Regions from separate parts of the Mus musculus genome. Here region 2 is linked to region 1. A link is a loop called in an ENCODE intact Hi-C map of the cell type or tissue named here. Cell type or tissue: gastrocnemius. All regions are shown on one strand. Links, peaks and the distances in the headings refer to the core of each region. The heading gives the core; the rest is flanking DNA.

What was found. Hi-C counts contacts between places; a loop is a spot of excess contacts. Peaks named below come from ENCODE experiments on the same cell type or tissue, not always from the same donor. Only the 100,000 strongest peaks of a DNase experiment are listed, where the experiment ranks them.
Region 2: a loop joins it to region 1, with 2.0 times the contacts of the local background. A loop is called at or near these places in 3 of 42 quality-filtered maps.

Annotation. Positions count from the first base shown.
Region 1 is chr4:33,578,645-33,595,518 of GRCm38, forward strand. No RefSeq gene overlaps it. Among named protein-coding and RNA genes, the nearest start is that of Gm32955, 16 kb to the right of the region's middle. In gastrocnemius, for the core only: a CTCF peak has its summit at 8,157; DNase peaks (open chromatin) are centred at 5,528, 8,171, 8,733, 9,255 and 1 more place; H3K4me3 peaks cover 1,028 bases; H3K27ac peaks cover 1,863 bases.
Region 2 is chr4:33,408,160-33,425,033 of GRCm38, forward strand. All of the region lies in intron 13 of Rngtt (RNA guanylyltransferase and 5'-phosphatase), which reads left to right. Among named protein-coding and RNA genes, the nearest start is that of Mir8118, 21 kb to the right of the region's middle. In gastrocnemius, for the core only: a CTCF peak has its summit at 8,267; a DNase peak (open chromatin) is centred at 5,798; H3K4me3 peaks cover 957 bases; H3K27ac peaks cover 1,689 bases.

The sequences.
Region 1 (16,874 bases), core at 5,013-13,012:
ACAAATCGAGGAAGTTAGTTCTTTTCTTTTACCCCTTGACTCCTGAGAATCTAATTCAGGTCAGATGTTGGCTGTCTTCCTGTGAGTTGTTGGACATGGTGGTCCTAGAACCACTCACTCCCCACACCACACACACACAAAAAAATATGTGTAGTTTCCACTTGTATAGGTTGTCAACCAGAAGTAGATGCTAAGACCTTATTCCTGAAAATGCCACCTACGTTGGTCATAGGATACAGAGAAATCAAGCTGAAACTGGACTGGAAGCATCTTCTCTGACGAGTAGCACCCATGTTGCTGGAAGGCGCTATGCAGACTGTTGGTGAGAATGATTTACAGTCTTTACTCAGTTGTGGACCCTTTGTGTAATGACGCTAACCACCCAGGTGAGAAGAGCCCATTGCTACAGCGGTGCCCATTCTGCTATAGGGATGACCAACCACTTTATGATTGGATTCGATGTCTCCTGTTCAGAAAATAATTTACAGGATGAGGAGGTCACAGACCTGGTGGAGAAGCTACTGATGTTGTTTCACTGAGTGGATATGTTCTCTCAGTCCAGTTCCTTTCTGTGCTATGCCTGTAGATTGATGCTGCTGCCAGCTTCAGTCAGAGACGCTTTGTGGGCAGGGGTTAGAGGTGACTGCACAAACTCAAAGTTGGTCAAAGTCCTGAGAATAATTTTCTGTTGAGTGCTTAGCCATAGACTGAACAACTACATCACCCCTCTGAGGCTTAGGGAGCACTGTGGGAAGGGAATTGAGAGTCAGAGGAAATGCAGTAGGGGCAGTGTGGAAATCCGGCTTCTCGGCATGACGTGGCTCTTCACTCTTGAACTGTGAAGGCTGCGATTCTCCAAACAAACTCTACACAAGTTCAGGGCTGTCATTCTTCTGTTATGGGAATGGGAGGGGTTCACGGAGCCTACTGCTCCTTAAAAATGTGTTTTCAGTTACTAGTTGATAGGAAAGGAGAAAGATTTTTAGTGGTAAGGTGCTCCTATAAACAGACCTTTGGCCATGTCTGATGAAACTTAGTGGGGGACACACACACACACACACACATACTCACCATACACACACACACACACACACACACACACACACACACACGGTAGTTGAGAAGAGGAATGGGATTGGTGGGTGCTGGAGGGCTTAAGGGAGGCTAACTGTGTTGGTGAGTTTTTGTCAACTTGATACAAGCTAGAGTCACCTGAGAAGAGGGATCTCATTGGAGAAAGAGTGCCTATCACATTGGCCTACAGGGAAAACCTGCAGGCCATTTTCTTGATTGACATTTATGGGGAAGGGTCCAGACCACCCGGGGCAGGTGCTCTGGGTTTATAAGAAAGCAGGCAAGTGAGCCAGGAGGATTGAGCATGTAAGCAGTACTCCTATGTGGCTTTTGCTTCAGTTTCAGACTTCAGGTTCCTGCCAAAATAAACCCTTTTCTGCTCAAGGTGTTTTTGGTCGTGGTGTTTATCACAGCAATAGAAACCCGACTAAGACATAGGGTAACATAGGGTAAATATGATTGAAATATATATAAATATGAAACATGTCCTCATGAAACCTATTTTTATCCATATTAATATGTTGATAAAAATGAACTATGGGGCAGATACCAAGGATATTATCTCACAACCTGCTCAGAGTACATGGGGACCCCGATAAAGCACAGAGAAGGGGTGGCTACTTCAGCACCCTAAGATGCCCGTCTAGGTAGAGGAGAGGCAGTAAACTAGTCATTCTTGCTGCAGGCCTGACAACTGGCTCTGGAAGCTTCAGGAAGCAAACCTGCTTATTTACCACTTCTTTCTGTGCCGTGTGTATGCCAGGCAAAAGGTCTACCGAAGCACTGCATCCCAATCCCTCCCAGACTGTTACTCATGGACACCGTGGTTAGTGTCTGCTAAGGACCAACAATAGCAGAAGCTATCGGAAGAAAGTGATAACTACTATCAGGCACTGGCTCAGTGCTCACAGGCGATTCTGAATGGGCGTCATCACCTTGTTTCTGTAAGAGGAAGGTGAGGCTCAGGAAGGACAAGGGAGCCGCCAAAGTCACTGGCCACCAAAGGCAGCGCTGAGGCTCAAAGCCAGCTCATCTCAGGGCTCCAGTCCTTTCCCCAGCCTCATGCTTGCCAGCCCTGTCACCCTCTAACAGTAGACACACTTCTCTTTTCTCAGGAAGACACTTCTTTTTGAAATTTCATTAAAAAAAAAAAAGGCGATTTTTTTTTGTTCAGTTAAATATAATCTTTTTTTAAAACTTTTATTTTTTATTTTGCCCAAAGGAATACATAGGAAACAACCACACTGAACACACAAACACTTTAATTTGCTGAAAATACAGTATTCTCATAAAGATTTTACCTGGCTTTTCTTGCAAAAGGAGAACATACTGAGAAGTTGTTGTTTTTTTTTTTTTTAAGTCTGTTTTTCTTGTGAAAGTAGAACAAATTGAAACTAGGCTATCACTGTCAAAATTACCTACAAGGAAAAGTACTTCGGGAAAGAACTTTTGAATTGTCTTAGATGCTCAGCTTCGAGCCTTGAAGAAAAGCAACCAACGTTAAGAGGATGAGAGGACCTCACGTGTGGCTGCTTCTGCTCTACAGTGGTTTCCGGTGAGGAGCTCTGGGTGGTGACCAGGCTGTGCAGACTAGGATACCCGCCAGTGCCCTGGCTTCTACCCGCCACATGCCAGCAGCTGTCCCTAAGCTTGATGACAAAGATGTCTTCAAACACTGCCAAATGTCCTCTGGGGCAAAATTGCACCCGGTGAAGAAGCGCTGAGCTGGATGGAAAAATATTATCACCAATTAATATTTGCGTGTGCCCTAATGGTTCATGGCACTGTCCCAGCGGCACATCTGCTTCCTGGCGGCTCCCACGGGGGGCGATCAGAACAGAGAGGCTTTTCGGATGGGTTCACGTTAGGATTCCATTCTTAAAGCTTAGCAGGACTAAGGTGTAGCTCAGTTCTCATAAAATCCTCTCTTATAGTAGACCTCCTTGTGGTTGCAGAGTTTGCAGAGTTGTGCCAACATTACTACTTAGTTTTTAGAACATTTTCATTATCCACAGAAAAATCTCTTCTTCATATGCAGTTCCATTCCTGTCTCATATCCTTCCTAGACCAGTAAGCGTTTATCTGCTAAGAGATTATATGCAAGTTCAATGTGAGCTCTTTGGTTAAGACTCTGACAGCTAACGATAACAGAGTCCCTTCCCCTGTCCCAACAGCTGTTTCCACGGAGGCGTTTTAAAACCCATGTTAACATGCAGTTCCTAGTTCTCCTGTTCCAGGACACATTGCCTGGCTTCTGCTCCGGTCCACTGGTTTAATTTGTCCCCCTTGACTGCGGAACCCATTACAGCCACTGGGCATCTGCGTTACGCAAGTTCCCACCACACAGACGTGCCGGAGGCAGGAGGATGTTCTGTGTCTTTGGGTGACTCATCCTGGGTCTCGGAAGGGTGCTTCACAGACATTTAAAGAGTGGCAGCTGCAGCAGCAAAGGAGGGCACGGAATAGCAAGGTGGATGAGGTTAAGTGTACAGCCAGCCGGCATCCGGGGAAGCCAGCAGCAGCAGTCTTGAGAACGGAACAATGCACCATGCACACAGGTGGAAGAGTCAGAGTGAACCCATGCATGGCTGTTCAGCAACACTGGACTGCAGAGTGTTAGCACCTAACTGTCCAGGGGCCATTTAATCTGGGGTGGGAGGGAGTTGTGCAGAGCAGGGTGCAGCTCCTGGTCTGGGAGCTGCCTCTCACGTACTGTAAGTTCTGAGAGCCAAACCTGGGGCTTTGTGAGAGGGAAGCTGGAAAAGGAGAAAAAGAACTCTCAAGAGCATGTCTTTCACGTCTGCCCAGGCCAGAAGACTATACCTAAGAATATTGCTAACAAATGCCTAACTCAGCAATGAGTACAATGAGATGGGTGTGATCGTTATACCCATTTTACAGAGAGAGAAACTGAGACCCAGAGAAATGTGTGGATGAGGAGGTTCACGGGACTGAATCTAGGTATGTGAGGAACCTAGATTCTTGAAGGAACACTGCTGACTTGACAGACAGAATATCCTTTTCTTCTCAGGATGATTCTGTAACGTGTTTCCACTCATTGGCTGAGGAGCTGGTGTCAGAGGGGTGAACTGTCATGAGCTTACATGGTAGACCTGGGATGTAAACCCTAGCTAACATTTATCCCTCCTGCAGCAAGATTGCCAAGAGCAGTACTAGCAGTGGGGCCACCAAAGCCACCAAAGCTACCAAAGCTACCAAAGCTCTATCAATTACCAAAGCCCTACCAGGGAGCTGAAAGTTTTTCCCTGGAAGGAAGCTAGTGATTGTTACGAGAAGACTGCTTCACTGCTTTCTTAACTCCAAATGGAGGTGAAAAACAGGCAGAGCTCTTTAGAAGAATCTGGAAATGTTCCCTGGCAGAGCTAGAACACATGTAGATTAAGAAAATGGATCTCTTTCTTAGGATTCTGTGAAGCAGCTAGGAGAAACATCGATTCAGCCGTTCCCACTCCTGGAGGCTCTCCCTGAATTGACGATGCGTAGAGAGGGAGAATGGAGAGTTAGCTGGTGGCCAGCCATGCTGGGTCAGGATGCTGCTGAGCTGAGTGTCCCCTGGAGGGGCTCACCTCTGCTGCACGCCTGTCTGGGAGCAAAGCATGCCCAGAGTTGATAAATATAGATCGGCTCATCTTGAACCTAAACGGAAGCTCATCAAAGAGAGCTAATTACTGCACTAGTTATTTACATAATTTAGATGACAATCTTGAAAACACAGTTATAGTTCAGAGATTCATGACTTTAATCAGGTTACAAGTAATAAGAATAACACTGATCAAGTCAGGCTGATTTGCACAAGTCTGAAGTATACAGGTCAGCACCTACATGGGGCACAGTGTGCCGGGGTGGCGAGTGGTCTCGGCTATCCTCTACAAAGCAGGGCAGTGGATCAGAGCAATAGTCTGAAAAACAGAAATTGATCAGGACAGTTGTTTGAATGTGGAACCAGGCGAATCGGTAACTCCGTTAATCAAAGCACGTAGTGGCAGCATAAAAGGATATATCTTAGTAAAAGCTTATTGGGTGGGAACATAGTATAAATGGAATGATTTTATTACCATGAAGCCATAAAATTCGATGTAAATGCAAAAATAAGAAATATAGGTAATGTAGCATTTGGGGGTATTCAGGAACAAATATCCCACAGATGCAAAACCTTCCAGGCTGGTTCTCAGCGATTGCTTTTGCAACTTGGCACCTCATCTCCCCTAGAGGCTCAGAAGTGCTTCGCCTCCTCCTGTCTTCCAGTAATCATAGACTTGTCTTCCAGGTGGAACTTAAGGCTATCTGGGTAGCGTAGAAAAAAAGATGAGTTTGGGTCTGGAGTTCCAGGGTGGCCACCGACTCCCTGGCACGTATGGGACACTGTACTTCTCTCGTCCCTTGTATCCATCCGCGTCCAATAGGCAGCACTAAACTCCTCCCTCCCCTGAAGCTCGTTCTGTTGTGTTGCCTCATGGAGGACTGGCTCGGCATTCACTCGCCTCTTGGCTTTGCTGTTCGTGTGGCATTTGTCCTGCAGTCAGAAGTCTTGAGATCGAGTGCTAGAGCTGCGACTTATTGGCGAAGCTCCAGTTTCCCTATCTTTGGTGCTAAGGCGTGACATAAAACTGACAGCTGGGGGTGGCGGGCCTGGTGAGATGGCTCAGCGGTTAAGAGTGCCGACTGCTCTTCCAAAGGTCCTGAGTTCAAATCCCAGCAACCACATGGTGGCTCACAACCATCTGTAATGAAATCTGATGCTCTCTTCTGGAGTGTCTGAAGACAGTTACAGTGTACTTGCATATAATAAATAAATAATTAAAAAAAAAAAGACTGACAGCTGAATCGAGCCGATAGAAAAACGAGAGGAAGTGGTGGGGCCCACTTACAGCAATTATGCATGCTTCCCCCCCCCCCAGAAATTAAGTTTGTTGACAGTGGTAAAGACAAAGATGTGACCTTCTCCCCCTGCCCCCCAAGAAATCATAGCAAGAAGAGCCTAACGTTCCTCCCCAATTAGAGGTATCTATTTTGGCCTTCAAGGGAGTGAGATACAGACATCTAATCTCCTAAGACAATGCCAGCTGCTAGTTTGTGTGTCATCGCATCTATCATGAGCAAATGCATCAAGAGTCTAAAATTCTTGGGAAGATTATAAAGATCAGCCCTAGACAAGGTCTAATGGGCCAATGGGTTGTTGAGCTCTCCAAAAGAGAAAATAGAATGTGTGTCTTTAATTACTTCCCCTATGCCAAGGGGACTTTACTTTTTTCTGTCAAGTTGGATATAAGTCATTGGGACTCCTCGTAGATTTTTTTTTAAAGGATTGTATTCTCTTGTAGCTAAATCAGTAATAACTTGTAATAAGATTTCTCACAGATTTCGAGTGTTAGTGCTGAGTAAGGCTCTTAGCAAGCAGGCTACAACCCACAGCTTCTCCTTGCACAAATGAGGGAAAAGAAAAAAAAAAGGCTTGGGAGGGGTAATCACCGTTGGGCAATCAGGGGCAGAGAGAAAACTGAATTCTTGTCACAATTGAAAGAGATTTTCTGATTATAAAAGATTCAAGAGATTGTGGTTGGGAATTGGCAGACTAGTTTTTATCTGATGGAGAAAATTGGAATGTGCACGGACTGGTTATGTTTCTAACCTCTCTCTCTCTCTCTCTCTCTCTCTCTCTCTCTCTCTCTCTCTCTCATCTCTCTCTCTCCCCACCCCAGCTGAAGGGGCCCAGGGAAGCACTGCTCTGGCTGTTTTGACGAAACGATGTATCAGAAAGTCAGAGGAAATATCAGTGGTCAGATCCCACTCCCGCTGGAGGAAGGCTGAAGGTTGGAGCCCCAGGTTCTAGGTTAATCCTTCTACCAATGGGGTGTTTGTTCATCTTCCTGCCTAGTGCCAGTCTCTTTGGCTGATCCATATAGAGTCCCATGAACGTGGCTTCCAGGGCTGGGAAGCTGGGCTGTGGTCTCAAGGCTAGAAGCTTCTCCCACTTCTTCCACGGCAACTGTCAGTCATTTTTTTCTTTTCCTCCTCAAATATTCCGTAGAGTGATTTGGGGAAAGTATATATATATTCTGTCAAGTAACATCTCATGGCAATATTTTAATAATTCAGTAAGCTCCAAGGGAGGCTTGTTCTTTCATGGATTCCTGTTAGCCCTCAAGGTGGTGGATGCTTCCAGAGACACTGCGGAGGAGGGAAAGGAAGAGCGGAGGGAACACCTAGTCTTCGGGTGGGTGTGGCCTCCTCAGCAGCAGTGTTTCCTGGCTTCTGCAGGAGACTCTGCAGACCAGGCGACCCCTATGAAAGGGTTGTTTGACCCCTAAAAGGGGTGTGGAGAACCACAGGTTGAGAATCACCAGTCTAGTGGGAAACTGAGCCCCATTTCTTTATACCATCCTGAGAACTGTGTTTTGATCGTCTCACATTCTCTCCCTAGTTTCTTGCCAGCTCATCCTCAAGACTGTAGACTGGTGTCTACAAGGATGTTACCCGTATCTATAGTCCTTATTAGAATGAGCTGGCCGGGCCTTTCTTCAGCTTGAAGTCACATTCAAAGTACAGCCTACCTCTCCAAGATAGTCAGTGTAGTGAACTGAAAAGGTGTGGAAGACAGATCGCAGTCCTAAACACAGACAATGTCAAGAAATTCTCTCCCTCCCCAGTCCCACCAACTCAGTCCCACCTCCTCTCCTCAGTGGTGGCTCACTCCTTTCTCCTTCACCAGCCATCCGCTGCCCTGCCCGAAGCAGACCTAGCCAGGCTCTCTGGTTCTCCTCACACAAAGCCCAGGCTAGAGGTCTCGGCTCTGAATATTTATGTCTTAATTCTGTGTCTCTTGGCTTGTATTCCTCCCTTCAGTGTTAGTTCTGCTTTGTGCAAATAGCTTCATTTCCATGACAGATGCCTTTGCAAGGAGAATGCTTAGATATGGAACCGGCAGCCTTAGAGAGCTGTACCAAGCTCACAGGACTCAATAAACAAGGGGTGACTGGGTTCACTGCCACAAAAAACAAAAAGCCTACAGCAGCCTGCAGGAGCCCTGAGTTCTTCCGCAAGCCTGTGGCAACAGCTCCCTCTGCCTGAAGAGCCCTTTGTCCTTTTGGTCTCTTGCTTTTCTTTTTCTTCCCCAGTTGTTCCTTTCCCTCACCAGCTGTGAACAACAGCTCCCGCAGACTCTGTCTGCTACAGAAATGGTCTGACTTCTGGTGTGAAGGAAATGAGAGATGAGGGGGAAGGACCTGTGTGGCAGGGGCCGTGAGTATAAACACATACTGGATCATACAGATATTGGGAAGGAAACCCCACACTCCCCTCCTGAAATGGAAAGTTAACCCTTGCAGCCAAAGCACGATGTGAAAATGAAGCTCTCCCAAGTCTGGCAGGGAGAGAGATCTAGAAATCATTCTTGGAACTTGCAGTGCGGCCCAGCGCTGCAGGCATCGAGGAGGGCAGAGGAGGGGGTGAAGATCCCCAATAAAATAAACCACGAGAGAGATTTTATGCGAAAAAGATAACTATAGCTGACAGGATCAATTTCTTGGTACAGGAGGGGTCAAACTACTTAGAAAGCATCTGTGAGGAGAGGTGGGATGGAAAGGCGGGTCACGTGCCGCTCCAGGCCCCTCCCAAGTCAGACTTGTACTGGCTGAGGTACTGCCCCTGAAGCGCACGTGGGAGGAGTCTTCTGATCTGAGCACAGCATCTGCCTGGTGATTCCTGCTGGTGATTGACTGATAATTAGACATACTTACTAAGCCATTTCAGGGAACTTAGGGAAAGAAAGTGATGTTGCAGGGATATCTGAAAGTGAAGAAGAGCAGTTCTGAAAAAGAGACAGAGTCTCATGCTACCTTCCCCCCATAATCCAACTCAAAGTTCAAATCTCCGGTGAGTCCCCCTGCCTGGCCACCCAGACTTCATCTGACATTCAGAGTCAATGGTCTGGGCTGGGCGAGTAGTGCTGGCATCTGCGGGTCACACGAGCTCTTAGGATTCTAAGGGGCAGTTATGATGAGAGCCCTGAGTCAGCCCTTCATAGTCCCTGGCTGAGTCATCTTGCTTTCAACGACACTTCTTCCTAAGCCAAGTGCCTGCAGATGGTGTGAAGCCCAGTCACACCGAGAGCTTAGTGACTTGATGATTGTCTCTAAATAAGGAGTGATGCAATCTCATTTCTATTTTAGGAAAATGACCGCGTAGGAAAAATGGCAGCGGGACTGAGGATGGAGAGCCCGAGGCTAGGGGAACCAGTTGGCCACTTGACCAGTGACAGCTATCAAGGCCGTGACTGACGGATAGGAGAGGCTGAAAACATGGCTCAGGCAAAACTGACAGTTCTGGCGACTGTGGCGGGGGCAAAGGCAAGAAGGGTTGAGCTTCAAGATGGGAAGTCAAAGTCAGGGACAAGACTAACCAAAATGAGGCCAGTGGAGCTGGAGAGGGAAGGACCCCATCTGCCTGAATGCCTGTTTCCTGTTCACATCCTGGGCCCCTAAGGGCAAGGCAGGTTAAACAGAGGATAATTGGTGTTTGCGGCTAGACTCAGGGCTGCTGGAGGGTGGGGCTCATCTTCTCCCGGCCTAGCACCTACAGCAGTCAGCACATGATTGACACGCAATGTCTCTTGAGTACAGAAATGAGTGGCAGACGAAACTGGAAACAGTCTCACTGGAAAACCTGAGTTTTTGGGGTCAGTCTATGACAAAGATGACTTCACATAGAAGCCAAGATCTCTATGAAAGCCAGTATGGTTTCTTTCTATATGTGGGGAAAGAGGAGCTATGCCAAGAGCCTGCGATGCCATTGGGTCTCTATCAATGTCACAGTCTCCTTGGCGTGGAGGAGGGAGATGGGGAGGACCTGCAAGAGGGTCTGGTTAGCAGAACTTAGACAAAGGGGGAACGTACCACTCAGCTCTACCACATAGGAAGGGAAATGCAATCCTCGTCTCTCCCAGGCTCCTTCAGCTTACGGTTCCATATAAAACAGTGACCAGCAATTGGGCTTTGTGGCATGGTGGCTTCATCTCGGCACACCCCCAAGCGCCCACCTGACCTAAGGTTTTCAAAAGCCATGCTCTTTCATAGATAACAGAACCCCGGGCCACTTCCTTCCCTGGGAATATCTGCTCTCTATAGAACTGCAAACCATTGCATTCCAGTTCTCTCTCTAGAACCATTTAGCAGGCTTTCCTAGGAAGCACCCTGTAAGCCACACACAGAATCCTTTGGCTTCAGGCTTGATTTGGAAAATGTTTTGATATTCTGAGTTTGTGATCCTGCAGTAAGTAGTATTAAAAAAAAAAAAAAAGGTGTAGTAGATTCGTGTCCAGCTCATGAAGCACTGTGTGTTGGGAGAAGTCTGCTTGGCAGCCAAGTTTTTGGGAAGCAGGTACCAGTTTATCCACTGCAGAACTCAGCTCGTATCCTTGTGTTTAGCAAGAGGACTGGCATTTTAATTCACTTCACCGGAGCATGCCTTTCCCCTCCACTGGAGCCACAGGTGCTGCAGTGATTATGTGAAACTTACTCCTTGGCCACAGACAAGTGCAGCAGAGAGGAGTGCAGGGTGTCTTTGTGAAGACTAGCGTAGCCAGAGACTTGTTCTTATATAAGTCTCCACCACTGGCCTCAGGCTCGTCCAAACAGCCTCATTATTCAAGTCAGGGCTGGCCAGGCTGTAGGCGAAGCTGCCTGGGTGGAGAGCGTCTGCCTCTCCCCCCCCTGCAGCTCCCCACTCTCATTGTGCCTCCTCCCCCTCCCGGAGCTCGAGCCTGAGAGTGCTCCATTTGTCTGCATCCTTTCTTCTAATGCACGCCTTTCACTTTGTCTCGGTGGTAGCTGTGTTCTCCCACTTCTCTCTCTCTCTCTTTTCACCTAATAATTATAAAGAAAACATTAGCAACAAGACTTTCCCTCCCCAGGCCTCTTTTATCTACTTAAATAGCCTTGACTTCAGGACACTGAGTATAGCACATTCATTAATTTTTAATGTCTCTTCTTGCGGTTGCTGACTTCCAGGGTCTGAAGGACCATGAACAATGGTCTCCTGAACCTTTGGATGGAGCCTGTTGTTGTTGTTGTTGTTGTTGTTATTATTGTTGTTGTTGTTGTAGGCAGGGTAGAGATGAAGGAATAATGGAGTCTGATCAAATAAATATCTGTTATCTGAAATAGCTCATTCAAGGTGAATATGGATTTTTATCACATTAAACCCAAGCCTGTGAGCCAGAGTTTTTGTTCCTGGATATTATTAGCAAACAGAAAAATAATTCTAAGAGATGGCAGACTGCAAGAATCATTTCTCAGAGGAACTTGGGGGACAGGATGCTATGCATCTGCAGGGCTACCTCATTGTCAGTGCCAGAGTCCGGAAATCTGGCAAGGACCTTAGATTTGCTGCTGGCATTCCTCAGAGGTCCACTTCTGTTTTGAGGTGTGTTCTCCTGGTGTAGGTGGGATCTCACCTACTCTTGCAATGTTCTACTTGAGCCCTACCATCCTTGAACTTCAAATGTGCTGTTTCCCTTAAGCTGCAGAACCACATAGACAGATCCTGGGACTATACGTGTTCCTCTGGACATTTCCAGTCTCACTTGGATCATGCTCCTTGGAGGGTGGATGATGATGCTATTGCCTCTCACACTCATGAGCTGGCAATCTTAGAGTCCTTCTGGGGGGTTTTTCTCTACAGCTCTCCAATAACTTGGCTGTGAGTCCAGCTGCATAGTATTTGTCTTACTTCCACTCCCTTGCCACCTCTTGCTTGGAAAGGCAAATCTTGAGTGAAGTTCATGCTGAGAGTGGACTTCTCTGGCCAGTTCTTCCAGAGTGTCATAAGAACCATAGTTTCACATCATAGATCTGATTTACTCACCACACAAAAGTCTACAGGTGACAAGAACTGTGTAGAGGACCCAGACTCTTCATGCATCTGATATCCTTTGATATTTAGCTTCAGTTTATCTTGTTAGCCTTAGCTTCCAGGTCAGCCAGATGTGCAAGCAAGATGCTCACTGCTCCCCAAACTCTAGTCTTCGAAACCTATTGTTTAAATTATTACAGTGGCTTTGTTCTTGCTGACTGCTTTCTAGGTACCACGAATTCATAGAGGAGAGAGGCAAAGCTCACAGAAGGGCGCATCATTCAAGCAAAGGTAATTGCAAGGAGCAAAGAGAGTGTACTCTGCAGAACTTCAGAGAAGCAAGGGCTTTGTTAGGATTCTAAGCTCCCCATCAGTTACCTGGCAATAGCCAGGTATGCTCCACCCCACAGCTATCTGACAACAGCCAGGTAGGCTGCTTGCCCCCTCCTCTCCCTCTTGTCTCTCTTGTCTCTTACTCTCTTGTCCCTTGTTACCCATCTCTCCCCATTCCCTTCCCCCCTCCTTCTACGTGGTCATGGCCAGCCTATACTTCTCTACTCTCTCCTTCTCTCTGCCTTTCTCTGCCTCTACTATCCTCTTAACTCCCCTCCCATGCCCCAAATAAACTCTATTCTATGCTACACCATTGTGTGGCTGACCCCTCAGGGGAAGGGATGCCTTGGCATGGGCCCGCTGAGGCACCCCCCTTCTCCCACACCCCACCACTCCCCCACAGAGCATATTCTAATATTCCTTTATCTGCTTATTTCTTGGTTGAAGAGAGAAGAGCTGTAAAGTTAGGAGTTGAGAGACAAGTACAAAAGGAGGAATATAGCGTCTCAGTTATTTTTTAACTGCTGTGAAGAAACACCATGGCCAAATTTGAGGCTCACAGTTCCAGAGGGCTAGAGTCCATGACTATTATGGCAGAGAACATGATAATAGGCAGGCAGGCAGGCAGGCAGGTATGGTGCTGAAGTAGTAACTGAGAGCTTATATCTGACCCACAAGCAGAGAGAGAACCCTAAATGGGACATTGTGTGGGCTTCTGAAACCTCAAAGCCCTCCTAGAGTGACATACTTCCCTCAACAAGGTCACTTCTCTGAATCTTTCACAAATAGTTCGACCAACTGGGGACTGAGCATTCAAGTATATGAACCTATTGGGACCATTCTCCATTCAAACCATCACAATGGCCAAATGTGTTTTTGGGAAGATAAACAAACCCTTATAGACATGTGGTCTGGAATCAAATTCTTGACCTTATCATGTAGCCAAGGCTAGCCTTGGACTTTTGATCCTTCTGCTTCTATCTCCTGAGTTAACACATCATTTGTGGGACAGGAATCCAATAAATATTCAACTATGGGAATGTTTCAACAAGGTATGTCAGTTCAGCTCAACATATTTAAGGGATGTTTTCTCATGCTGTATACTATAGGATTCACCTGTAGTGGTAGCAGTGATGGATGCAGGACAAGCGTATCTATACTCATAGTTTGTATTAGTCAAGATTTCACAGAAAAGCCCATCTTGACTGGGAGAAACTCAGACCTACATATTAACAGAAGTGGGTTGATCCTGTGAATGTTATTTGAGTGATTTTTATTAATCACCCAATATTTCAAAGTATCTACTGCTGTCTAGAATGATCATAATCCACTCTGCTCAAGACAGCTCTGTTTTATACCTAGTCCTAGTATCCCATCTAGTTAGTACCCTCTCTGAACCTCAGAGTTTCCTTGTGTGAAGTGTGTCTGTGTGTGTCTGATCTGTCTGCCTGTCTGGAGACATAGTCCAATGGTAACAGTTTTATTTTAACCCACTATGTTCTTGTTCACCTTCATTATCAGATTGACTGGATTTGGGATCACCTAGGAGACACACCTATGAGTGTGCCTTTTATGAACATTTCCAAGAAGATTAACTGAGGAAGGAAAACCCTTCTTCCATGTGGGTAGCAGCATCCCACGGGTTCTTTGACTGAATAAAAAGGGGGTAGAGAATGTGAACAAGTAGAGGTATTCCCTTTGCTCTGCTTCCTGTGTGGCCCCACAGATTGAGCTGTTCTCGTGGCCTCTTCCCCGAGGTGACGAACTGTTTTCCTATGAACTGTGAGCCTCCTTTAGGTCGCTTTTTTTATTGGGCCTTTTGTTGAGTGATAAGAAAAGTAATCTACCTCTGCCCTAGAAGGCCTTTAGTCTGCAGGAGGGAAGTGAAGCATTAAAACTTAGCTCTAGTGGGAACAAGCTGTCACCAGGGCACACAGGGATTTGAATGGAAGGATGCTTGTCAAACCAATGAGAATCAGTTGGAGAAATGACTGTGTTCAGAAAATCTCTTCTGACAGGTCTGTGATTGAAGGCCAGTGTGCTATCGCTCTGACTGAGTGCCTTAGTCATTTACCTTCCTTAGAGTTGTGGTAAAAAGAGCTGACAGAAGCAACTTAATGGGGTGGGGGCAGGATTTATTTTGCTAATGACTTCAGAGAGGTGTCTGTTTATCCCTGTGAAATGGAGCAGAGAACTCACTCTACGGAGGGCCACGAAGCAGAGGGAAGTGAGGCTGGAACTCAGAAACTTCTAGTTTTCCTCTCTTATTTAATCTGGACTAGATTGGTGTGTCCAACTCTGAGTTCTTGTCTACCCAATGTCTGAGGATTCCAGGTGCTTGGACCTCTGTTAGAAATGTGGCTCAGGAGAAGTAATGTGGAATTTGCTTGTCCAGCTGCCTGTGGCCCACTGCTTGGGAGTTTCCTTTTCCCATTTTTCTTTTTATTATTAATTTTATTTATATCTCTATTTCTCTTTCATATATATGAAAGATGTATATATATGAAATACACACATACACACACATAATATATATATACTCACTTTAAATCCAGACCCCACCCACTTCCTCCTGGCTCCCCCTTTACAAGCATCTCAGAGGAGAAGGGGAGGTGCCCCCTGGGTATCACCCACCCTGTCACATCAAGTCACTGAAGGACTAGGCACATCCTCTCCTATTAAGGCTAGACAAGTTTTTTTTTTAAGTCACCTGAATTTCCAGACTGTTGCAGGGGATTGGATATCCCTGAACAGGAGATGGCTGGCATGTGTGTCCCCCAGAACCCTGATGTCCTTGTACCACCCTGAGCTGTTCAGGTTTAATTGGTTGTGGGCAGCCTGCTGGCAGGGTTATAAACATCTCCAAGTGTGGTTCCTACATGCTGCAGGGACTGAGTGGGTGTCTGACCTTGGACAGGTGCCTGACTGTGCTTCTATCTGAAGTGGGCTGCTGAAGCCACCTTGTCCCTGCCTCTACTTGAAATGTCTGGGAGAACCAGAAGCTTGAGTTGGTAATTTCAGTGTTGTTTGTGCTGCCCAGGAGCCTGAGAACTCCTTTAACTCAGTGGCCAACCTCTCTGGGCCAGGGTGTGCTGCTCTCTGCAGCAGCATCAGGAAACAATTCCTTCCTGGTGTGGCACAGAATGTTTGCTTTCTACAGTGATAAACATGGCCTTTGCAAGCATGAGAAGAGCCTGCCCCCTGCACTTAACAATAAACAGAGGTTGGTGCAGAGATTTCAACATCTCTCTTCAGCCCTCCATCTTTCCAGCTTGCTGCTTATCTCTTATAAATGATGCTTTCTGCACTGCAGCCTAGGGATGCTTACCTCCTAAGTCCTCTGAGGTGTCCTCTTCCAAGGACTGGGCTGCCAGTCCTTGGGCTGTGGACCTAGGAGACCACAGCTCAGGTTTTCCCTAAGGAGAGGCCAGCAAGAGGCTAGTTTTCAGAACAGGAGGGGAAAACCCTCTTTCTCCCTTCTCTTCCTCCTGCCCTTTTCCATCCTTCTTGTCTCCCTGTCTGCCCCTGTGCTTTCCTTCCTCCTAGCTCTCCTCCTGAGCAAGGAAAGGGCCTCTCTAAATGTAAGCCGTGGCCCCCTTGAGCAGCACTGGGACTTCAGAATGGGGAGGATGAGCAAGCTTCCTTTGGAATCTCCTTTCTGCCTTGGGTACCTGGCCCTGACCATTGTAAAGCTCCCCCCCCCCTCCGGTTTTTGAGACAGGGTTTCTCTGTGTAGCCCTGGCTGTCCTGGAACTCACTCTGTAGACTAGGCTGGCCTCGAACTCAGAAATCCACCTGCCTCTGCCTCCCAAGTGCTGGGATCAAAGGCGTGCGCCACGACCTCCTGACCATTGCAAAGCTCTTAGAGGCCGCTGCCCAGAGAGCAGGCCCATGGTTTTCTTCTCTCCATACTTTGTTGGATGGCATCTCAGAAAGGAGGGGCCAAATGAGAGAGCAGGGACACACAGAAAATAGGACAGGAAAGAACCCAAAGGAAGGTGTTCAACCTTAGGCAGAGCCTGGGGGATTGTTAATCTCTTTGAAGTGCTTTTCAAAACAACCTTACATGATGTTTTGCAAGAGACCTCCTTTTACGATAGGAGAAATGGAGGCACCAGACTTGTTATCGAAGCTCAGGATGCTGTGAGAGAGCATCACGGATTAATGTTGGTTTGTTATTTGTGATGCTATGGATCCAATCTAGGGCCCACAGTACAGTATGCACAACAAGTGCTATATCCACAGCTCCTTTAGCTCTAGCAACACACACACACACACACACACACACACACACACACACACACACACACACACACACTCGCCTTGCCAGAACTGAGCCTAGGGCCTTGCACTTGCTAGGCAAATGCTCTGCAACGGAGAAGAGAACACACTGGTTTGTTCTCCTCATTGAGGGCAGGAAACAGCATTAATTACCTTGCCAGTTCATCCTGCTTGTTACAGTTAAAATGGCAGCTTAGTCTGGGACTGCAGCTTAGACTAAGCTCATCAGACACTCTCTGCCACAGAGCAGCACGGAGCCTCGCTGTCTGTCTGCCGCTATGACTTAAATCTCTGGGATGGAATTCAGAATTCAGATA
Region 2 (16,874 bases), core at 5,085-13,084, 170 kb before region 1:
GAAAGTATCTGTTTAAAGTAAGTGTCTGGTAATTTTCAAGTGGTCTCACTGCTTGCTCCCACGTGCTTCACCCCCCCCCAGGGGGGGGCCTCGTGTGTCCTAATTTCTGTCTGTGTTTAGTTACTAGTAAATGCTGTCAGTCTGAAAGTGGTTGCAGGATTTATAGTAAGGGCGGTACATTAAAAAAGGCCAGATAGTGCATACTTTAAGGTTTGGTTTGTACGTTACTGTTTTTCTGTTTGTTTGTTTTTATTAAATATTTTCTTTATTTACATTTCTTGTTTTTAAATTTATTTATTTATTTTTATTAGGTATTCATTTACATTTCCAGTGCTATCCCAAAAGTCCCTCATACCCTTCCCCCCTACACTCCCCCCCATACCCCCCCACTTCTTGGCCCTGGCATTCCCCTGTACTGGGGCATATAAAGTTTGCACGACCAATGGGCCTCTCTTTCCAGTGATGGCCGACTAGGCCATCTTTTGATACATATGCAGCTAGAGACAAGAGCTCCGGGTTACTGGTTAGTTCCTATTGTTGTTCCACCTATAGGGTTGCAGATCCCTTTAGCTCTTGGGTACTTTCTCTAGCTCCTCCATTGGGGGCCATGTGACCCATTCAATAGCTGACTGTGATCATCCACTTCTGTGTTTGCTAGGCCTGGGCATAGTCTCACAAGAGACAGCTATATCAGGGTCCTTTCAGCAAAATCTTGCTAGTGTATGCAATGGTGTCAGCGTTTGGAGGCTGATTATGGGATTGATCCCTGGATATGGCAGTCTCTAGATGGTCCCCCCTTTCCTAGTTTCATTTTAACCATTCTGTTCTGTCACTATAATGCAGAATTTAACATTAAGAAAACATAGACATGAAGTGAATATAGATTTAGTGAAGAGAAGCAAGAAAAACTCTTAAGTAGAAAGGGTGGTCCTAAAGAAGGGGACTATTGTGCTGTCGTCTTACCCAGTGGCCTCTTATAAATCTTAGGATGGAAACATGGAAGTACTGGGGCAATCTTTATTGAGGTTGGTAATTCTCTGAGTATATTGTGGGCCTAAGCAGTATGGTTTACTACTATACTCTCTGGATGACTCATGGGACCTAAAAGAGGTGGTGATTCGTTGTTTGTTTAATCAAGAGTATTGTCATATATATGCTTTGGTTACCTTTGCCTGTTAGCTCCGCAAACTCTCTTTATTCTTTCTGTAGGCTAGTGCTTAAAGTCATTTCCTTTCTTGTTTTCAGACTGTGTCTAGCTTAAATTTTACCATGAGCCTGTGGTCCTCACTGCTTATGGAGAGCTAATTCCTGCTGCAAGAAATTTTCTGTAATTTAAAGTATGTTTGTCAAAATGTGGTTGATTTTATATAACTTAATATATAGCCTCTATTATTTCATTTTTAGAGGTAGAATTTATTATTTTTAAGTCATGTTAAATGTATATGTCTGTGTGGGTATATGTAATTCAGTGTATGTGCCTGATGCCAGAGGTGTTGGATTCCTTGGACCTGGAGTTACAGGCAGTTGTGACCCATCTTGGTGCTAGGAACCAGATTCAGATCCTCTGTAAGAACAGCAAGTGCTCATACCTACTATGAAGCTATCTCTCAATGTTGCTTTATACATTTTTTTTTTAATTGTGTGAGTGTAAGCGTACATGCTAGCACAGTGGCTGTGTGGAAGTCAGAAGACAAACTGTAGCACTGTGCTCTCCTTCAACCTTTGTGTGGGACCTAGATCCTAGAGATGGAACTCGGAGCGTCACGCTTGGCATGGTGGGTTTTGCGTGCTGAGCCAACCTCATTGGCTCCAGCCTCTTGTCTCCCTCCCTCCCCTTATTTATGTGCATGCTAGGGCTCACAAGCACTGTGTGGTGTATGTATGGGTACCAGAGTTTGAGCCCAGACCATCAGACTTAGTGAGAGTGTCTGTCCCTGCGGCGTCATCATGCTGGCCTATCTTTTAACAAGATAATTTAAGTTCTCTTCAGAATTAGTGTGCTATGTTGCTTTATTTCTTCTACCTTTGTTTTTATTTCTTTTTTATTATTTTCCCATTATTATTTCCTAATAATAAAGCCTATTATTTTCCTCTTACAACCTGACCTTTAAAAAGTATATGATCACATTGGTATTAGTTGCGTTTTCATCCATATTTGCTTAGAGCTTATGTGAACTTTCCATAAACTAATGGTATCTTTCCTTCCCTGCACTCATAGTTAGATACATATCTTCACTATTTGAAAGTAAGATCCTGCTGCCTGCTCACTCTTGTGCATCATGTCTAGAGCTCTCGCTAAGACATTGCCTCTCCTGCTCTTGACGGAGTCCTTTGCGATGTTTTTATTTTCACTACCAGTTCACTCTACATTTTGTTAAAAATTTTACTGCAACCTTGTGCCCAAACTGTCTCTGTAGGTATAACTAAAATTTTAGTGTGAATGGTGACTTGAATGACAGTGTCTCCCTTAGGCTCCTATATTTGGATGCTTGGTCCCTAGATGGTAGAAGTGTTTGGGAAGAATTAGAACTGGTCTTGTTGGAGGAGATGTGTCACTCTGAGTGGGGTTTGAGATTTCAAAAGACTCACGCCATTCCTATTGTGCTCTCTCTGTCTTATGGTTGTGCTCAAGATGTAAGCTCTCAGCGATTGCTTCAGCAGGAGGCCTGCCTGCTGCACGCTCCCCATAATCATATTTATGAACTCCAGTCCCTTGGAACTGTGAGCACCCATTGAAATTTTTTTTTAAGTTGCATTGGTCATGGTGTCTCATTACAGCAATAGAAAGTAAGACAGTGTAGATTCAAAAAGCCCAGCTAAGTAAAGATACAGTTTATTCTGGAACCCAGTATGGTATCATGGTCCAGGAACAGACTCAGGTTGTCCCAAATACTGTATTTTGAGGTCATAACAATTGTAAAGTTTTTATAGTAACAGGATCATGAGAGTCATAAGTCAACACACTTTTCAAATATGTTAATGGATATATTAGGTAGGCAGGTTATAGCAAAATAGAGAAACTTTGGCTATAAGTTTCAGATGCTATCTGATGACATTCTTATCTTTTGGGATGGTTCCCCAAAAGACATGTGAAATAATTACAAGGAAGTTAACACACTGAGATAAGCAGTAAATGGCTATGAAAAGTCTAAGACATATCAAGTAGCTTGACTCTTGATATGTCATTCTATAGTACTCTTAACTTATTCACTGAAGTTCTTACTTAGTTTTGAACTCACTCTTCTTCCACCCCCTTGGAACTTTAGTTCACAGTTACTTTGTTTCAGGTTATATAGTAGGTTTTATCTTAAAATTTTAAAAAGTTTGTTGTTATTAATTTAAATAACAGTGTGACAGGCACTATACTTTGTTTATTTTTAAATTATAAGTGTTGATATGTTTGCTTTCTTGCTTGTCTGCTTGTGCACTGCCTGAAGAAGCCAGGATATCAAGATCCTTTGGAAAGGGAGCTACAGGTGGTTGTGAATTACTTGGTAGAGGCCCTGTGGACAAAGTCATAGGTCCTTCTGCAAGAGCAGCAGTTGCTGCTGAATCAGATCCTAGTCTAACCTCCCCTTCCCTGCCATGTTTGAGACAAGGTCTAAATATGTAGCCCTAGCTAGCCTAGACAGGGTGACCTTGAACTCACGGAGACCTACTTGCTTTGGCTTTTGAGTTCTGGGATTAAAGGTATGTGCTACCGTGCCCAGAGTTTATTTTAATTATTTTTTAGCTTTTCTTTTAAAGCCATACTGCATGCATTTAATTAAAAAATCTTAGTATACATTAATCTTACTATACATTAGCTTAGTATACATAAATAAATTAGCTTAATATACATAAATCTTAGTATACATTGGGTTACCTACCATTTTCCAAATTAAATTGAAGAGAATTTGTATGATCTAAGATGGGTTACTATTGTTTTCTTCATTTTTCTTTTTTTTTTTAAACCAAATTAATTTGCTCTTTGGATTATTTGCCTTAGGAATAGTTATAGACTTTTACTCTGCATTGCTTTGCTACCTATCTCTTTCTGGAAGGTTATTATATCTTTCACGGAATTCTTGACGTTTCTTTGTGTGCATGTGTGTACATGTTTGTGTGTAGGTCATATGTGCATTTGTGGAGATCACAGGTCAATCCGAGGTATTTTATTCTGCAGGTGCCTTGTCTCTGTTGTTTAAGACAGGCTTTTTCATTGACCTGGACCTTAACCAAGTGGACCTGGCTAGCTGGCTTTGCAAGCTCCACCCTCCATCTTGTTATCATCAGGATTACAAGCAATAGTCACCATACCTGGCTTTCTACATGGATTCTGGAGATTTGAATTTAAGTCTTCATACTGTAAAATAAGCCTTTATTGACTTAAGCCATATCAACTGTTTAGGTTTCTTTCTGGGTTACTGGTTATTCTTCTTGCCTTTTGATTGGTGCTCCAGTATAGAGTGGACTCCTCTAAGTGGTGGTGGTCCACACTGCAAGAATGGAGAGAAGACAGTAGGATTAGCGTCCTAACATTTTCCATCGGATCTTTAGCCAGCAGGTTGTATTGGAAGGGGAACCATAGCCGGTTGTATCAAAGCTTAGTTTTATTCCTTTGGTCAAGTGATCAGTCTTTGAGATTTATGGTGATATTTTTTCCTCCTTTCTTGATTTCTCTATAGCAGAGAGGCTCACAAATATCTAAGTCATTGTGTCTTGCATTTCTTCTGTGTACCTCCTAAGTCAAAGGTAGGTTAATGTAATTTTGTATGTGTAGATTTCTTCCTTTTTATAACACAGAATCAAAATCAGAAAGATAAACCTTGTTCCTTTCACTTAATGGTTAAGCAAATGAGCCTGTCAATTACCTGAACAAGGAAAATTCTCAACAAAAGCTCTAACTTCGAGTCATGATGATATACTTGAAGACATGTTAAAAAGATGAAAAAAACTCTACACACGATGAGGTACATACAGTAGCCCTTTCCCAGTGCTGTTGGGTACAGATCCTCACTGCAAGTCTGGCTGCTTTTTGAGCCCAGACTCGGACAATATAGCCTTTTTCTTTCTTTTGTTCTTCATTTATATGGAGGCTCAAATACTAAGCATGCTTGCCCTGACTCTGCTCATTCTCACTCTGCAGACGGGAAGACTTCTACTGCTGAATCTCCCTGGGTCCTCGAGCTCTACCTCAGAAAGCATCTCTCTGTTTCCTTCTTTCTCCTCCTAGCAGCTGCTGAGATCTACAGTGTACAGGCCCTGCTGTTTGTCTCCCAAGTTCCATTACAATTGTTCTTCTTTCCTTCTGAGTCCATTTCAAAATTATTCTAAGAATCAAGAATGATGCTAACAAAACTTAATTCATACCAAGGTATAATGATCTTAGTATTTCAGGGAAATAAAAGTATCTTACAATCTATGTCACTAATTTGCCTTTTGATAAAAATCTGAATGTCACTGGGGGAAGTTAGGGTTCCCTTTTGTGTGTACTTAGTCTCATTAACAGAGTGTAAAAACAGGGGCACTAACATGACTCAGTGTAGAAAAGTGTTTGCTGCCAAGTGTATTTGGACCTGAGTTCTGTCTTTGATACCCTAACCCCACTCCAGTTGGTGGAAGGAAATAACTGACTCCTAAAACGTGCCCTTGCTCTTAAGGAAGCTTGGGGACCATTTTCTAAATTTTGATAGAAAAAACAGCAGGGCAGGCAAGCAGAAAGGTGGAAGAAAAGGAAGAGTTTCTCTTCTGGTGGTGTGGCTTTCAGTTAAGATTAATGAAAGCTGCTATGTCCTTCCAAACAGCTGCTAGGTGGAAGAGAGCCATGAACTTGGGAGAACTGAGTGATCTATCTGGAGTCAGTGAAAGCACTCCCAAGGGTAGGAGCAGGCAAGTGAGCTGAAAGTAAGGCCCGGAGAGCCCCGCCTGGCCCAGGAGCTACATGGCCCTATTAGAACATCTTTACACAGAACGTTGCTCTTCTGACAAGAAACCCAGGTGAGGAAAGGCTCTCAGTTGTTCTGTGCAAACGATTTCTAGATCTCTTAGTCTTGGTGCTGCTTTCATTCAGCTTTTACTCTTCTTACCTCCTAGAAGTTAACTTTTAACTCCTTTCTGTCCCCAGTCTTTAGGCTTTAGAATCCTGGTGATCCTTTTGGAACATCAGAATCTTTAGATTATTCAAGCCAGTATATTTTGTATATTGGTCCTGAGGGTGGAGAGCGCATGTTAATTCCTAAAATGTATTTCTCTAATTTTTGGTATAGACATTTTTAAAGGGGTAAAATATTTTTTATGGCATTACAATAGCTTACTACATAAAGAGTTGTTAGAATAACCATAGCAAAGTGAAACTACGCTGTAATCCAGTGGTTTATGTTTATATGATTGAATATGGAATTTAAAAATTAAAAGTTTGCTTTAGTTTATTATTAAGATCTGTCCCAGTGTATTATTTTAGTTATTATATACTCCAAGTTCAAATTCTTGTTTCTATCTTAAGGATAAAAGAAGAGATTAGAGCTTTTTAGCCAGTGTACATTCCTAACATAAAACCAAGAATAGATTAAATAGCTTTAATAATCAAAATAATTTCAAAATAATTAGTGATATAATTATATTCCTTTAACTTTCAATGTCTGTTGAATCAAGTAATTTATTTTGGCTTTAAGAGTTAATTATAATGAGAGGATATTTAATATCCTCTAGCATATGACAGCTTCAAAATATAAATATGGAAATTTATTGTAAAAAAGGGCACATCATTGTTAATGCAGGCCTTTTATCTCTAGGAAATGGAACTCATCTCAAGCTCGGAGTCTCGGGGGAGAGTATTTGGGGGAGGGAGTAGCTAGGCGGGCTTCCTTCTTTGTGTACCTCAGAAAACTGTCTTAGCAAGTTACACTCCCAGGTCTAAAAAAAAATGAGGTAGTGCAGACACTTAGGATTTCAAATCTGCAAAGCTGTGTACAGCAGTGGAACAAGTCGTTCCCAGTACTTTAATTTTTATTATATTGCTCCCTACTGTCTATGACCTTTGCTTAAAAAATTTCTCATAAGGAATGTGTCTCACTGCAGTAGTGACTTAGGTACTTTGGTTATTAGGTACCTTTTCACCACAACAGCGTTGTCTGTCAAGAACAAGACAGATCTAACCATCGTGTGTTATGAAATTGGTGCCTGTGTTCTCTTAATTAGAAGCTTGTTTCTAATTTCTAGAAACTAGAGGGGGAGATTATCTGTATTTATTGTTGAAAGATACTTTATACTCGTATTGATACACAGAATCTATTTCAGATCCCAGAATCATGTTTCACTCATCAAAAGAAGTCTAGACTACACATTTCTAAAAAGTACATTTTTTTCATTAATTTGCTTAAAAAATGAGAAGTTATATAAACGTTACATGTGTTTTTACTTATGTAACACTGCAAATTCCTCAGATATAAAATTTCTCTTTTTTCACTAGTATCCTCATTTTTATGTTATATATAAATAAATAAATTGCATGGACATTTAAGCATGCATTCATTGTAGGAAGTATAGGGCATGCTAATGGTCTCAAGGGAATTTAGAATAAATTAACTGTAAATTACATGAATTCATTACCAAGGAACAAAGACCTTTTTATCTTTTTCAGGCTATAATTTATGAATAAGGAAAAATTACTATTCCTACTTGTCTTTCAAACTTTTAAGTATAAGTAGAAATGCTAGTTCCAGCTGATTTATTACTATTCATTAAGTACTCATTGCGAACCATCATTGTGTTGTTATGTATGAGAAATAAAAAGACACCTGAACTGTAGGAATGAGTGGTCTGACTAAGACAGTAAACACAGATGACTGATGGTGTGGAAAACATTTCGCTGCTGCTGTGGCTATAGTGCTAGATGTCTAGCAACTCTGTCTTAGAATGGAGAAAATGAAGTAGGAACAACACAAAGTAAAGTTGGTTTGGTTGAAAAGAACTTTATAAATATGTTGTAATTCAAAACGAAAATGTAGTAGGTAAGAGGGCACAAACTTTGCAGTGGTTATGGAATTTATGGCACTGGAGATTGGAATAATCTATACCAGGACTAGATTGTGACAGACCCAGAAAGCAGAGAATTTAAGTCTTACTTTGTAGAGTTAATAACTTAAACAAGGGATCAGTTAATACGTCCGTAGGAGCAAAGAGAGGTGAAGCGAACACAGGCGAAGTTAGTGAAGAAGTTAGCTAAGGAGCATGACAGGAGAAACTGCGCAGGAGCACATTCTAGAAGGGTTGGCCGCGAGGTGGGGGAATTGTACCAGCTTTGGTGTTAATTCTTCCTTGCTGAATTACTTAGTAATGGAATGCTTTGAACCTGGCACCACAAACTCTGTTAAACTCCTAGTTGCCATTCTGTCTTACCAAGGACAGAATCAAGCTGCAATCTCTTGGAGACCACTGCCTCTGTTCAGGCGCTGTTGATAGAGAAGTCGTTTCCCCTCATTTCATAGGCTTTTGTCCTCATACCATACAGCTGATGGACGTCTTCTATATTCTCATCATTTTTCCCTTTCAATTTTTAGAACTTTTAATAATGTATCCCCAACATGTGTATGTGTGTAGCTGAGTAGATTAGAGGTCAGTTTTTGTGAGTATCTTATTTCCTTCCATGTTGAGTTCTAGGGATAGAACCAGGGTTGTCATATTTATAGTAAAACACTTACCTGCTGACCATCTCCCTGGTCTTTTCTTCTGACATACTTTTCTTTTCTATGCCTTTCTCATTTCTTGAACACATAGGTTGTCTTTATAATGCCAGATTTAAAAAAATCTAATGCTGGCTTCAGCAAATTTTGGTTGGTAGTGTTAGAGAAAAGAGCCTGGCTGGTGTGGGAAAGGAGCCAACTAAAATTACTACTTATTAAAATTAGACTTATTAGGGAGGTAGAATTGTTTTCTTGTGCAGAGGAGTTACCTCATTTTGTAAGCTGTTTAACATGTAAGCATGAGGATTGGAGTTCCATCTCTGGAACGTAGGAAACCAGTATAATGCTGTGGGCTTGTAACTCTAGTATTGGGGAGGCTGAGACCAGCAGGTCCACGCAGTTTACTAGCCAGCCAGGGGCAGCAACAGAGCTCGTTGAAACTACAGAGGTGGGCAGACCAGCCCAAGCCCATGAGGCTGAGGTGGAAGCTAATACGTTCTCTTCACTTGATTGTGCTATGGGACCACCCTGCAGAATGCATCCTGTGATTTTCACTCTGCTCTCCTTCGACCCTGCTCATGGTTCATGCTGTGATTCTGTAATCCCTCTTAACAAGCAAATGTCCACGCCAGATAGTTAGTGTTCTGTTAACACTTCTAGACTTTACCTTTGTAGAGATGGAACAATTTCCAAATCTGTGAGTTTTGATGCCATCTGCTTAACAGTTCCTTTCTCTGTCCGTGTCTCTTGCTGACTCACTCATTGTGTGGGTTTTTTGTTTTAGGTAGTAAGGTATCCTTGAGCTGCTTAGGATCAGTTGCACGTTCAGCCTTCAACCACAGTATATCTTGTTAGATTATTCATTTTTTCCTCCTGTGACTTGCATTAGCCTGTTCATTTATTTGTATACTTTTTTTTTCTTTTTTTCTTTTTCTTTTTTTTCGAAACAGGGTTTCTCTGTGTAGCCTTGGCTGTCCTGGAACTCACTCTGTAGACCAGGCCGGCCTTGAACTCAGAAATCCGCCTACCTCTGCCTCCCAAGTGCTGGGATTAAAGGCGAGCGCCACCACGCCCAGCTTGTATACTTTTTAGTATATTAAATTTTGTTTTTTAAAAAGAACTTGCAAATATCATAATGCAATGAAATTGACCAAACCCAAAGCCTGTACATTGCAGTGTTAAAATAGTCATTTGTAGCCAGGAGTATCCTATTATATATATGTATATGTATATGTATGTATATGTATATTATGTATATAACTATATATATGTATATATTTATTTATATTAGGATAGGACCAGCATATGAGGGAGAACATGTGATTTTTTTTTTCTGAATATAAGATCTCACTTAATATACATTCTAAAATGCATTGAGTTCATTCATATTCCACAAATTTTGTGTTCCATGTTTCTTTATGTATTTATATATTCTAGTATTATATATGGATAATGAAACTTTTATATATTTATATAAAATTATATGTAGTTTTTTTACTTTAAAAATTTCTGTTTATTATTAGTGGATATATATGCAGTGGTATGTGCATGGATATCTGGGAGTCAAGAGAACAAATGTAATATATGTATTATACATGTATATTACATTTATATGTGTATACATATATGTGTGTGTGTGTATGTGTATGTGTACACACACACACACACACACACACACACACACACACACACATGCTCCTCTAAGGGTTCCTTTCTGTCCACATCCTTGAATTTTTTAAAAGACTTCTCCATTTCACTTGGAGTCAGGAGTTCATAGTTTCTCTTCTCACCCTGCTGTTTGAATGTAAGGAGAGAAGGAAACTTACATGCTACCTGTTTTTCAGTTGATAAAGTTTTTCATAATTTAGGGGTATTATGTGATACTTCAGACCATGTATAGATTCATGTGTTCAAATCTGAGTAAGCTTATCTGCTTCATCAGACATTAATTTTATGATCAAAGCATTCAGAATCCTTTGTCCTACCTAGCTTTTTTAAACCTGTAATATATTACTATTGTCTGTAATACCTCACTGTGCAATAAAACACTAGGATGTATTTTTAGTACTGTATTACTTAGTACCCCGTGCCAGCTTTCCCTAATATCTCCCTCCTTCTAGCCTTCTTCAGCTTCTATTAACCATGATTCTATTCTCAACTTTTTTTTTTACTTTAAAATTTTTATTGCTGGGCGTGGTGGCTCACGCCTTTAATCCCAGCACTTGGGAGGCAGAGGCAGGCGGATTTCTGAGTTCGAGGCCAGCCTGGTCTACAAAGTGAGTTCCAGGACAGCCAGGGCTATACAGAGAAACCCTGTCTCGGGGGGGAAAAAAAAAAAACAGAAAAAAAAAAAAAGAATAGGTGTCTTATGCATGACATCTTTGTAAAAATTTTTTTTTATTTATTATTAGTGGATAAATATGCAGATGACATGTGCATGCATGTGTCTTGCCGCATGTCTGGGAGTCAGTTGACAACTTTGTGGAGTAGGTTCTCTCCTCCTCTGTTTACATGTGTCCTGGGAACAGAATCTGATGGGCAGCCGTACATCTTCAGGTGCCATTGCTTAAGCCCTCAATTTCTTAATCTTATGACATAGGATTTTACTCTTTAGCCCAAGCTGGCCTGAGCTATATAATCCAGCATGGCCTTAGACTCACAGTAATTCTCCTGCCTCTGCGTCCCAAGTACCGGGATTTTAGGCATGCACGGTCATGCCCAGCTCAACTTCTAGAAGATCAACTTTTTAAGATTGCATTTGTGAGTAAGATCTTGTGATATTATCTTTTTGTCCTTAGTTTATTTTACTTAGCATAGTGATTTTTGTTTCTATTAGTGTTGAGAGAAGCTCTGGGATTTCATTTTTATTAGTGGCAGGATGGCATCTCATTTGCATATGTACCACGCTTTCTTTATGCATCAGCTGATGTAGGTTTAGGTTGTCTCCATTTCTTAGCTGTTATTAACAGAGCTGCACTGGGAGCATGTAATGACAGATCTCTGTTCAACATACTATGATTCATTTCCTTTGATTATATACTTACTTATGGGATTGCTGCATCATGTATTACTTCTGCTTTTTACTTTGTAGAGCAGCCTTGATGCTGTTTTCCTTTATGGCTATATTACTAACTAAATTTCTACCAACAATGTACAGGAGTTTCCCCCTTTTCCATATCCTCATCAATTTTAGGGTTGTTGATGATAACCATTCTTTGTGGGTGAAATAATTCCTAATTGTGGGTTTGAGTTGCATTTCCTTTATAGTATTCTTAATTAACTTTTAAAAATTAGTGTCTGTCTGTCTGTCTTGTCTAAGATCAGGGGCCAACTTTGTGGAAATAATTTTCTCCTTCCATCTCTATATGGTTTCTGGGGGTCAAGCTAAGGTAGCCTGGCTTGTACAGCAAGCACCTTTATTGACCTAGCCGTGTTTTGGGCCCAGCAACATTCATTTATTATCTCTTTGTCCTTGGGATCAGTAGTGATGACTTTTCTTTCATTTATTATGGTAGACTTGTTTCTCTTAATACTTTCATTATAATTTCTGTTGAAATTGTTATTTCTTCTGATTGGTTAAAGACATATTTAACCTCCAGAATGTTCTAAGATGGAAACTTAATAATTTTAGTTATTTTCAAAAAATTATTTCAATGCTATAAATTTTCCTCTACTCACTGTATACTGGCTAGTTTTTATGTTGACCCATCAAGAGCTACAGTCTTTCTGTCTGTCTGTCTGTCTGTGCGTGAGCACATGTATGTACCATATGCAGGTCAGAGGACAATTTTTATGGAGTGTGTTTTCTCCAGTTCTGGGGATTGACCATAATTTGCCAAACGTGTACAACACATGTTTGTTTGTTTGTTTGTTTGAGACAGGTTTTCTCTCTGTAACCCTGGCAGTACTGGAACTCAATGTGGATTAGGATAGATAGACTCACAGAGATCCACTTGCCTCTGCTCATGGGTGCCGAGCTAAAGGCGAGGATCATTAAGCCTGCCCTTACAATCTTTCACCCTATGCCATTTTGTGGCCCTATCCTTTTATTTTTAATTTATTTGCATCTTATATTTAAAATGCTTTCATCTTCTCCCTGTCTTGGTTTGGTGGGGTTTGGTTTTTGATTTTTTTTGAGACAGAGTTTCTCTGTAACGGTGGCTGTTTTAAAACTTATTAAGAAGAACAAGTTGGCATTAAGCTCAGAGATCCTCCTGTCTCTGCCTCCTGTGTGCTGGGTTTAAAGGCATTCACTACACTGCCTGGCTAAAGTGATTTCTTTTAAAGACAGTGTTATAAGTCTTGATTTTTTTTTTTTTCTAATTCAGTCTTTCTTTTATTGATGTATTTAGACCATTGACATTGAACATATTTTTTTGGTATTTTTTTGGATGACTATCTACCATGTTTGTAACATTCAAAAAATTTTAGATTTTTGTATGTGTGTGCAAATGCTTCATGCATATATGGTACAGGTAAGAGGACCACCTGCATGCAGGAGTAAGCACTTTCTACTGTATAGGATCAAACTTAGGTTGTTAGTGTTCTTACCCATGAGCCATCTTGGCAGTTTAATACCTTTTTTATAATTAAAACAAATCTTTCTTTTTCTAATATCTGAACTTGAAATCCAGTATTTTATATTATTCCATCTTTTCTTTAATGTCAGCATATTGATAATACCCTTTACAGTTATATACTGGCTAGTTTTGCTGGAGTTATCACAGAGAAAGGAGCTTCAGTTGAGGAAATGTTTCCATGAGATCCAACTGTAAGGCATTTTCTCAATTAGTGATCAAGGGGGAAAGGCCCCTTGTGGGTGGGACCATCTCTGGGCTGGTAGTCTTGGGTTCTATAAGAGAGCAGGCTGAGCAAGCCAGGGGAAGCAAGCCAGTAAAGAACATCCCTCCATGGCTTCTGCATCAGCTCCTGCTCCCTGACCTGACCTGCTTGAGTTCCAGTCCTGACTTCTTTCAGTGATGATGTAAGCTGAATAAACCCTTTCCTCCCCGACTTGCTTCTTGGTCATGATGTTTGTGCAGGAATAGAAACCCTGACTAAGACAAGTTCTTAAGTGATTATACTAGCATTTGTGAGACATTTGTCCTTAATCTATGTTCAAATAACACTACAGTGTTTCATGGGCATTACAGAAGCTTTCTGACAGAATTGTCAGTTCCTCTCAGTCCCTTTGCAGTGTTTTCATTCACATCACTTATCCATATGCTGTATGTTGCCAGTGTTGCTCTGGTGAACACTTAGCCATTAGGTTCAGAATAAGATGATTTTGTGCTATACTCCTTTGTATCCTTGCTTATGTTTTCTTTAAAGGGTAGTCCGTGCTGTTAACCACTGAGCCATCCCACAACGGCTTACGTTTTCTTAACATTCAGTTTCTGACCTGTATCACTTTTCTCTCTGAAGAACTTTATATTTTTAATACATGTAAATAATATTTTGTTTTGTTCTTTTGAGACAGGGTTTCTCTGTATAGCCCTGGAACTCACTCTGTAGACCAGGCTGGCCTTGAACTCAGGAATCCGCCTGCCTCTGCCTCTCAAGTGCTGGGATCAAAGGCGTGCGCTGCCACTGCCTGGCACATGTAAATAATTTAAAGCGTACTTTTTAAAAAGGAAGCAAGAAAGGATGGAAGGCTTGACAGAGAGAGAGAGAGAGAGAGAGAGAGAGAGAGGAGAGGAGAGGAGAGGAGGAAAGAAAGAGAGAGAGAGAGAGAGAGAGAAAGAAAGAAAGGAAGGAAGGAAGGAAGGAAGGAAGGAAGGAAGGAAGGAAGGAAGGTAGGTAGGTAGGTTAATGTTTGGTCTTGAGTATGAGAAAGTTTGGGGTAACTCCAGTTAGTTTCCTTGTAGAGGCAGAGATTACCAATAAAGAAATAATACACAGTATAAGAAAAAGTTAATTCAACAGGACAAAAGGCATGCATTTGGTTTTAAATAGGGTAAGTATGTTTAATCTTTCAGATAAATACTTACAAACTAAGATTTCATCTTTTTTCTTTCCTTTGTTTTTCTCTGTTTTTGTGGTGTAGAGGCTCAAACACAAGGCTTTGTGTATGCTGGGGAAGCACCCACCCATGAGATAAGCCAGCCTCATCTTTCTTTCTCTAGAAGGTACAGAAATTGGCAAGGCATTTACTAAATAAGAATCATGTAGTCCTGTATGTTTTAAATAAGTGAAATTTGTGGTCCAGCCACCTTTCACATTAGTCTCTCTTTAGAGGCAGTCATGTTCCTGCTTCATATTATAGCTGTTTTAGTATGTTGCCCTGTTGCTGTGATAATATATTTATTACCAAAATGATCTGTAAAGGAATGAATTTATTTCATCTTAACTGTGTAGAGTCCATGACTAAAGGAAGCTTGAGGCAGGAACTGAAGCAGTGACTTGCTGGCTTGGTCCCAGGCTCTCCTTCAACTACTTTTCTTATGTATCCTAGGGCCAACATCTCTTTGGGATAATACCACCCACACCAGGCTGCCCCCTCTCACATCAACTAGAAGTCAAGAAGAAACCGCAGAGACAATACTCACACATCATCTGATGGACGCAGTTTTTCCATAGTGGCTCCTTATTTCTGTGTGTGTCAGGTTGACAACAAAGATGAGCATACATTTGCTAAAGTCTAAGTTCACAATAGGAAAAAAACCACCATTTATTCCTAGAAAGCATATATAGTAAGGAAAATTCTGTCTTTAGAAAGCAGTCTTGAAACTCTGAAGTACTGTCTCAAAGGCTGAAATCTGCCTCATAGCACTATGCATGCAGGAACTGCCTGGCAGCAGCCAAAGGGCCCAGAGTGGTAACATATCTCAGAGAGTAGCAGCATTGGTGGGTCATAGAAAGGGCAGCACACCCAGACATCCAAAAGAGCCGAATTTGTGTGAAACCATGGTCACCACTGACATAGGACACTAAGCAGTAATTCCTGGGGCATGGAATGGAGCCAGAGAGATGAACGGGCTGAAAAAGTAGCTCGAGGGCAGACTTTAGCACATAAAGAAGACATTTTCTGCAATTTATGGGTCACTTCAAGAAAGCTGACTATTTCTCTTGGGATGGTGGTCAATGAGCAACTATGGCCAGCTAAGCTGTCTCCAGAAACCCTCCTGGACCCAGTGTCCCAAGAGAAGGAATTACTATGACAAGGACACTTGAGGCTTGGATTACACAATGTGAGAGGGTACTTTGGAAAGTTCAAGCTTCCTGCCTTCTCTAATCTCTGTAGAAAGTAATGATATAGTGTTAATTTATTAGTGTACTTTTGAAACAAGAGGCAAGGTTTAGTGTGGACAAATGATAGATCATCTGTCTAGCCTGTGCACAGCCCTGGGTTTGCTCTTTAGCACAACAATAAAATCAAACCATAAGGAGCCATACTGGGTAGTTGCACCACAGTGCACAAGGACCTCCACATTGAATCGTGTGTCTTGATTTTCTGATGTCTTTTAGTAAGAGCAAAGTATTGCAAAAACCCCCAAGCTTCCGTTTACAGGGCCCCTTTGGAGATGGTGATTACATTATCATTACTGGAAAAGGACTTCCAATACTCTCTGGATTAGGAAAAGTGCTATCAGCTGCCATCTGAGCTAGCTGGAGCACTATACTTCAGAGAACTCTTAAGTATTTTCTAAGAAACAGTTTTTAACAAAAAAGTAGTTTCTAAGAAACAAACACCAAAAATGAAGACCTCCTACTTTTACCATGTCTCTGTCAAGTCATAAGAAAAACACATAACAAACCAAATATGTAGGTTTTTTGTAAGTGATTTCTTTCTTTTTGCAGTGCCAGCAGCACCTCAGTGAAGTACAAGCATGGCTTTAGATGGGTTGGTCATAACTGTCTGGCATATGCGAAATAGAATGTCTGAGGTTCTCCACACTAGGATTACTTGATACTTTAATGGTATCTTTGGATATATATATATATATATATAGTGATTGACAGAGTTTTTTAAAAAATACAATTCAGACTTTTGAGGTAGAAGAATCAAGTTAGGGCTTCTCCTTACCTTACATGGATTTCCACCCGGTAAACTTTTGGCAGAATGATAGATATTATCTGTACTATTTGTTAAGAGCATCTCTTTCTGTGTTGATTATGATCGTATTAGTGTGAGGTCAGCATAGGTGATGCCGATGCTTAATGTTGTCTGTCTTGCCTGGAGCGTGAGAAGATTGTTTGGAAGGACTTTTC